Linked DNA regions of Homo sapiens: region 1 is linked to region 2. Evidence: chromatin loops called from intact Hi-C (ENCODE). Cell type or tissue: PC-9. All regions are shown on one strand. Each heading gives the region's core, and the rest is flanking DNA. Links, peaks and the distances in the headings are about the cores only. Region 1 overlaps LOC105372633 (a long non-coding RNA gene). Region 2 holds the start of SLC12A5-AS1 (SLC12A5 and MMP9 antisense RNA 1).

Region 1 (2,905 bases), core at 95-2,594, 420 kb before region 2:
TAGTCACGCAGGCCCCTGTACACTGAGTGAGGAGACCTCCGTGTGTTTCCTGTGTCACTGCTTGCTCCCTAGGGGAGAGACTGGCTTATTTGCTGCTTGCCACAGTGTTTGCTGCTTTCTCAAAGTATGCTGAACCTTTGGCCTTGAGTTCCACAGCTTCACGGCAGCCCATGGAGTGGGTAGCATCCATCCGAGCCCATGGCGTCGCCTGTGGGACCTGAGGGCAGGGAAACCAGCGCAGCTCTGCAGATGCACATGCTGCTTGCTGCGCTTGGAGTGAGAAACTGTCTTGCTCTCATCCGTTGCCTGCCTTGGGGACCTCTAGAGCCATGGCAGGTTTACTCCTGGCCATCCTCAGTGAGCCTGGGGCTCTTTCCTAACACCCTGTCTACACTGCACCAAGAGGAAGGAGCAGCTCCCTAGGGGAACCAACCCTCCTGAGCCATGCGAGTTAGACTCACAGGACCCTGGTTCCAATTCCTCATGTGTGGTTTAGTCTTACCTGAGTATCTCTTTCTTTTATTTCCAACTTTTATTTTAAGTTCAGGGGTACAGGTGCAGGATGTGCAGGTTTGTTACATAGGTAAATATGTGCCGTGGTGGTTTGCTGCATAGAGCATCCCATCACCCAGGTATTAAGCCCATCATCCATTAGCTATTCTTCCTGATGCTCTCCTTCTTCCCACCTCTGCCCTTTGACCCCCACCCCAGTGTGTGTTTTTCCCCTCCATGCGTCCATGTGTTCTCATCACTTAGCTTCCACTTATAAGTGAGAACATGCAGTATTTGGTTTTCTGTTCCTGCGTTAGTTTGCTAAGGATAATGGCCTCCAGCTCCATCCATGTCCCTGCAAAGGACAGGATCTTGTTCCTTTTTATGGCTACATAATCCATGGTGTATATGTACCACATTTTCTTTAACCTCTACAATTGATGGGAATTTACTGGGGAAGCATCAAGATTTTCTTCTGCCACTTCTGCCTCTGTTTCTACAGAGCCTCAGTTTTTTTCTCAGTCTTTGTGGAACAGCCCTTTGCAAAAAGCCAGCACCGCAAGACTTAACCCAAGTCATTCTCACTCCTCTTCTGCTCCAACTTCTAGGAGAAAAGGGAAATCATCAGGTGATAATGCCCTAAATATCCCAAACTTCTACCCTACTCCTACCTGCCCCTCATCTTCCTTTCTGTCTCAGAGGCCAGGGAGGGGACTCCCCTCTAAAGCCAGTAAGAACCTGGCTTGGGAACTCCAGAGGAGGGGACTGTGGGCTTTGGAGTCAGAGAAAAGTGACTCTGAATGCCATTGTGACTTCTCACCACTGTGTGGTTCTGACCCAGTTATTAAACTTTGCTGGGCCACAAACCCAAGCCTAGCTCTCAGTGCACGGCCTGTGATGGATGCTGGGCAAACAGCTGCTAAATGAATGGGCTGCATTCAATTTATTGGAGGATGTTCCTGAAATGCCCAGCAGAGAGCTCTAGTTGCACAGAAAAGACTCTGCCACTTCTCTGCCTGGGTTGAAAGCTCTCTGCCTGCCAACCCCTTTGCCTCATTTCGGGCTCCCATTTTCATGAACCTACATCAATGCATAGCTCTGGCGAAACACTTTTTTGCAGTTATGTGTGTCACTACGCTTCCATCAAAGAGTCAAATCAGATAGCTTTACATTTTCATTACAATACTGCTTTTTCCCTGCCTACTTGGATTTTTTTCTGATGGGAATAAGTCATGATTTCTCAACAGGTCAAGAGAGCCCCCACAGGAATGAACATTGGTTCTTAGGATGCCCCCAACATCTTAGCTGTTACGTCTATTTGTGGCCCTCCAGGAGACCACAGTACGTAAACAGACACACAGTATATCTGCAGTATTTTATATATATATATATATTTTTTTTTTTTTTTTTTTTTTTTGAGACAGAGTCTCGCTCTGTCACCCAGGCTGGAGTGCAGCAGCGCCATCTTAGCTCACTGCAAGCTCCGCCTCCCAGGTTCATGCCATTCTCCTGCCTCAGCCTCCCAAGTAGCTGCAACTACAGGCACCCGCCACCACGCCCAGCTAATTTTTTGTATTTTTAGTAGAGACAGGGTTTCACCGTGTTAGCCAGGATGGTCTCGATCTCCTGACCTCATGATCCACCCACCTCGGCCTCCCAAAGTGCTGGGATTACAGGCGTGAGCCACCACACCTGGCCAGTATTATATTTTCATGGGGAGGTGGACAATTAAAAAAAAATGTAAAATGGTTCCTTGGAGGAGCTATAAGTTTAAAAATAAGCGTTGAGCAACACTGAAATGAGGGAAGATGAATCAAGAGAAGATACCATCATTGTCACACACTTGGAGTTAGGGACACATAAGTCTTTCCTGGAACGTGGGGTACGCATGACACTGTCCAACCTCAGCAGTTCTAACTGCAGGTCCTGTCATTGTTTAAAACATCCCACGCACCTCACCCCCACCCCAGGGAGAACTTAAGTTCCAGTGCTCTGCTCTCATCAACCCCAGAGTTTCCTCTTGCTCCTTCATACTCCCTCCCTCCCATCCCCCAATCCCCAAGGAACCACTGATCTGTTTTGTGTCACTCTAGATTAGTGAGCATTTTCTAGAGGGTGTTATATAAGTGGAATCATAGCCCAATTTATTCTTTCATTCACTTGGTGGATATTTGGGTTGTGTCCAGCTTGGGGCTGTCGTGAATAAAGCTGCTATGACTATGAATGTATAAGTTTTTGTATGGACATATGTGCTCACTTCTCTTTTTTTATTATTGGTTTTTTAGAGACAGGATCTCACTCTGTTGCCCAGGCAGGAACGCAGTGATGGGGTCACAGCTCACTGCAGCCTCAACCTCCAGGGCTCAAATGATCCTCCTACCTCAGCCTCCCAAGTAGCTGGAACTACGGGTGT
Region 2 (2,905 bases), core at 235-2,734:
TAAAAGTCACCCAAATCATTGTCCAGATGGAACTTCCAATACACTCCTGCACACAGGTACCCACCCCTCAGATAGACACAGAAATGTACACATCAGCACACCCTTCAACGTGCTGGCAATATAGTGACACACAGAAGCACTGAGTGAGTCACTGACCACCCCACAGGTCATCAAAACTAATGGGGGATGCTCCTCCCACAAGACACACACACACACACACACACACACACAGCCTCTGCCACAGCACACAGCATTCCAGGCTCATACACACCTGCACACCCAAAGCTTGGGGGCTGTGTTTCACTTCGACCCCAGCGAAGTAGTGTGAGTACCGGCATCTGAGAGTGTGAATGGGAAAACAGCAATCACCTTGGGACATGAGAGAGGGCCGTCTTATTCCTAAGCCAGGGGATGAGGAGCGAGAGAAGAGAAGGCAAGGGTAGAGAAGCAGGATCCCACAGCCACCCTCCTCTCATCTTATGAGCATTACACACCTACTAAGTGCCAGGCTCTGGGTCTGGAACTCAGAACACAAAGATAAAGGAGATGGTCCCTGTCCTTGAGATGTTCCAATGGAGGATACCCATAAGTAAAGAAAACGACTGCCATCCACCGGGACATGTGCACTAAGGGTGCAGTGGGTGGGCCGAAGAGGAAACTGAAAAGGTTTTTGGAAAAGGTTAAATGAGCTATAACTTACAGAACGAATAGGAGTTTTCCTGGCTGATGGAGGTGGGAGAATGAATGTGGACAAGAACACCAGAAGCAAATGAGGAAAGAGAATGACAGACTTAAGGCTTTGGCCTTTATTTTGCAAGTGATGGGGGGCTTCTGTGGAGGAGGGCTAGGGAAGGACTGGAGGCAGGGAGGCCAGTGGAGAGGATGTGGTCGTGGCCATGTGAGGCTTGGAGCAGGGCGATGATGACAGAGGGGGGACCGATGCTGCCAGATTCAGGATAAGTTTCAGAGGTGAATGGCCAAGACGTGGGGATCAGTTGGATTTGCTGGAAAGAAAAAAGGAAGGGTTGAGAATGGCTCCAGAATTTCTTACTTTCAAATCTGGGAGGCTGGTAAGGTCATTCATGAAAATGAGAAAAGAGATTATGAGAAAGATGAAGAGTGGAAGGAGCCCAAGAAATCCAAGTGGCCACAACCAGGAGGCGTTCGGTTCCCGGGACTGGGGCCATTCGGAATTCCAGGCCTCAATTTGGTCATCTGTACAATGAGGAGGTCCGCCAGATAACCCCCTAAGGGTTACTCTAGGGGTTTCGGCGCTTGGGTTTGCTTCGGGGCGAGCTCACCTGCGGCTCGGCAGCGACCCCTGGCGGTCTGGGGAGGCTTCTCCTCCTCCTTCTCCTCCTCCTCCTCTTCCTCCTCCTCTTCCTCCTCCTCCTCTTCCTCCTCCTCCTCCTCCTCCTCCTCCTCCTCCCCTCGCTGGGGCCACTACAAGCCGATTCGCCTTGTTCCTTCCAGACCCGAGGGCCTCAGAGCCAGGGAGAGGACCCCTGATGAGTGCCCCCTGAGGGGAGACTGTGCACGCGCCCAGGATGCTACTTCTCCACCGAAGGCCAGAAGGATCTTTCCCCTCCCCTATACTCTGTGCCCTGCGTGTAACTTCCATTACAAGACCCTGCACAGGGCCCGCGAGGAAGACGCCCCCAACCCCGCCTGAGCTGGCTCCTCCCAACCCTTACGGAGCTCGAGCAGACAAGGAGCTAAGTGGGTCCCCAAGAGTCGGGATCAGCGACCCTACGGCATCCTCCCTGAATCTCGCTGCCCAGGATCCATACTAACTTCCCTGCCTCCCGTCTCCTTCCCGGGATCCCCAGTCGCTGTCCGCTAAGCCTCCAGGGAGCTAGAGGATTGGAGGATCCGCCAGGCACCGAGGACCCGCTGACCTGGCACCTGCCTCGGCAACCCTGACTCAGTTTTCCTCCCGCCCTCGACCCCACCCCCCTCCCAGGCCCCACTCCCATCCTCCTGGCCCAACTCATTCCCTACTAGTCCCGCCCTTTCCTGACCCCAAACCAACCTAGTCCCGCCGCCTCCCCTTTAGGGGCTCCTGACCATCCCCCTTCAACACACAGCCCCCTTTTTCCCTAGTTCCACCTCCTCACTCTGGTCCCGCTCCCTACTCGAGATGTCCCCGCCCCTTTAGTGCCCTACGGCCTACTCTCCACCTTGACCCCGGCCTTTCCATCACCAGACCCGCCCCCTTCGCCTCCGTCCAAACCCCTTCCCTGGCCCCACCCCTTTCCCTCGTGGCCACGCCCACCTCGCGTTTGGCCCCTCCCCCTCCACACTTTGCGTTCCGCGGCCCCGGCCCCTTGGTTTCCTAGTCCTGGCTCCATTCCCCTCTCAGGCCTAGGGCTGGGACCCCTCCCCGCCCCCGGTCTTGGCCCTGCCCCCTTCAACAGACGGTCCGCCCCGGCCCCTCCCCCTCGTCCCGCCCGGCCCTGGCAGGCCCCGCCCCCTGCGGCCTCTACCTTTGACGTCTTCCCCCGGGAGGTGGCGGGGGTCTGCGACCGAATGCCGGCGGGACTCTGGGTCAGGGCTTCTGGCGGGCCCTGCGGGGGGCAGCGAGGTGACCGTGAACCTGCGGCTCATGGCGCGGAAAGGAGCCAGGCGGCCGCGGCAAGGTCCGGGATCGCACAAGTGGCTGCAACCAGGCTCTAGGAGGGAGAAAGAGCGGATCCCCCAACCCCCTCCGCCCGCCCGCCCCCCGCGAGACGCGGCGCCGCGCAGGGTCCTAGTGCCCGCTGTGCGAAGGGTTCCTGAATCTGGCCACTTCGCTGGGAGGCCCTGGGCTCCCCAGTGCCACCCGAAGGGCCTGAGGAGGCCATCTGCAGGTGAGAGTCGTCCCTACAACGGGGGCACCTCTGTTAGGGTCTCCTAAACACCTGGG

The links. Hi-C counts contacts between places; a loop is a spot of excess contacts. Peaks named below come from ENCODE experiments on the same cell type or tissue, not always from the same donor. Only the 100,000 strongest peaks of a DNase experiment are listed, where the experiment ranks them.
Region 1: a loop joins it to region 2, with 24 times the contacts of the local background. A loop is called at or near these places in 5 of 110 quality-filtered maps.

The regions. Positions count from the first base shown.
Region 1 is chr20:46,436,907-46,439,811 of GRCh38, reverse strand. All of the region lies in intron 3 of LOC105372633 (a long non-coding RNA gene), which reads right to left. Among named protein-coding and RNA genes, the nearest start is that of ELMO2, 32 kb to the right of the region's middle. RefSeq lists an enhancer at 1,504-1,563. In PC-9, for the core only: CTCF peaks have their summits at 1,250 and 1,450; a DNase peak (open chromatin) is centred at 1,511; H3K27me3 peaks cover 1,438 bases.
Region 2 is chr20:46,021,468-46,024,372 of GRCh38, reverse strand. It overlaps SLC12A5-AS1 (SLC12A5 and MMP9 antisense RNA 1), which reads left to right and starts at 2,300. Exons shown (of 3, transcript NR_147699.1): 1 at 2,300-2,849. It also overlaps a transcript of SLC12A5 not described here. RefSeq lists silencers at 2,250-2,609, 2,630-2,789. In PC-9, for the core only: CTCF peaks have their summits at 1,109, 1,313 (motif pointing left) and 2,683; a DNase peak (open chromatin) is centred at 2,252; H3K4me3 peaks cover 1,607 bases.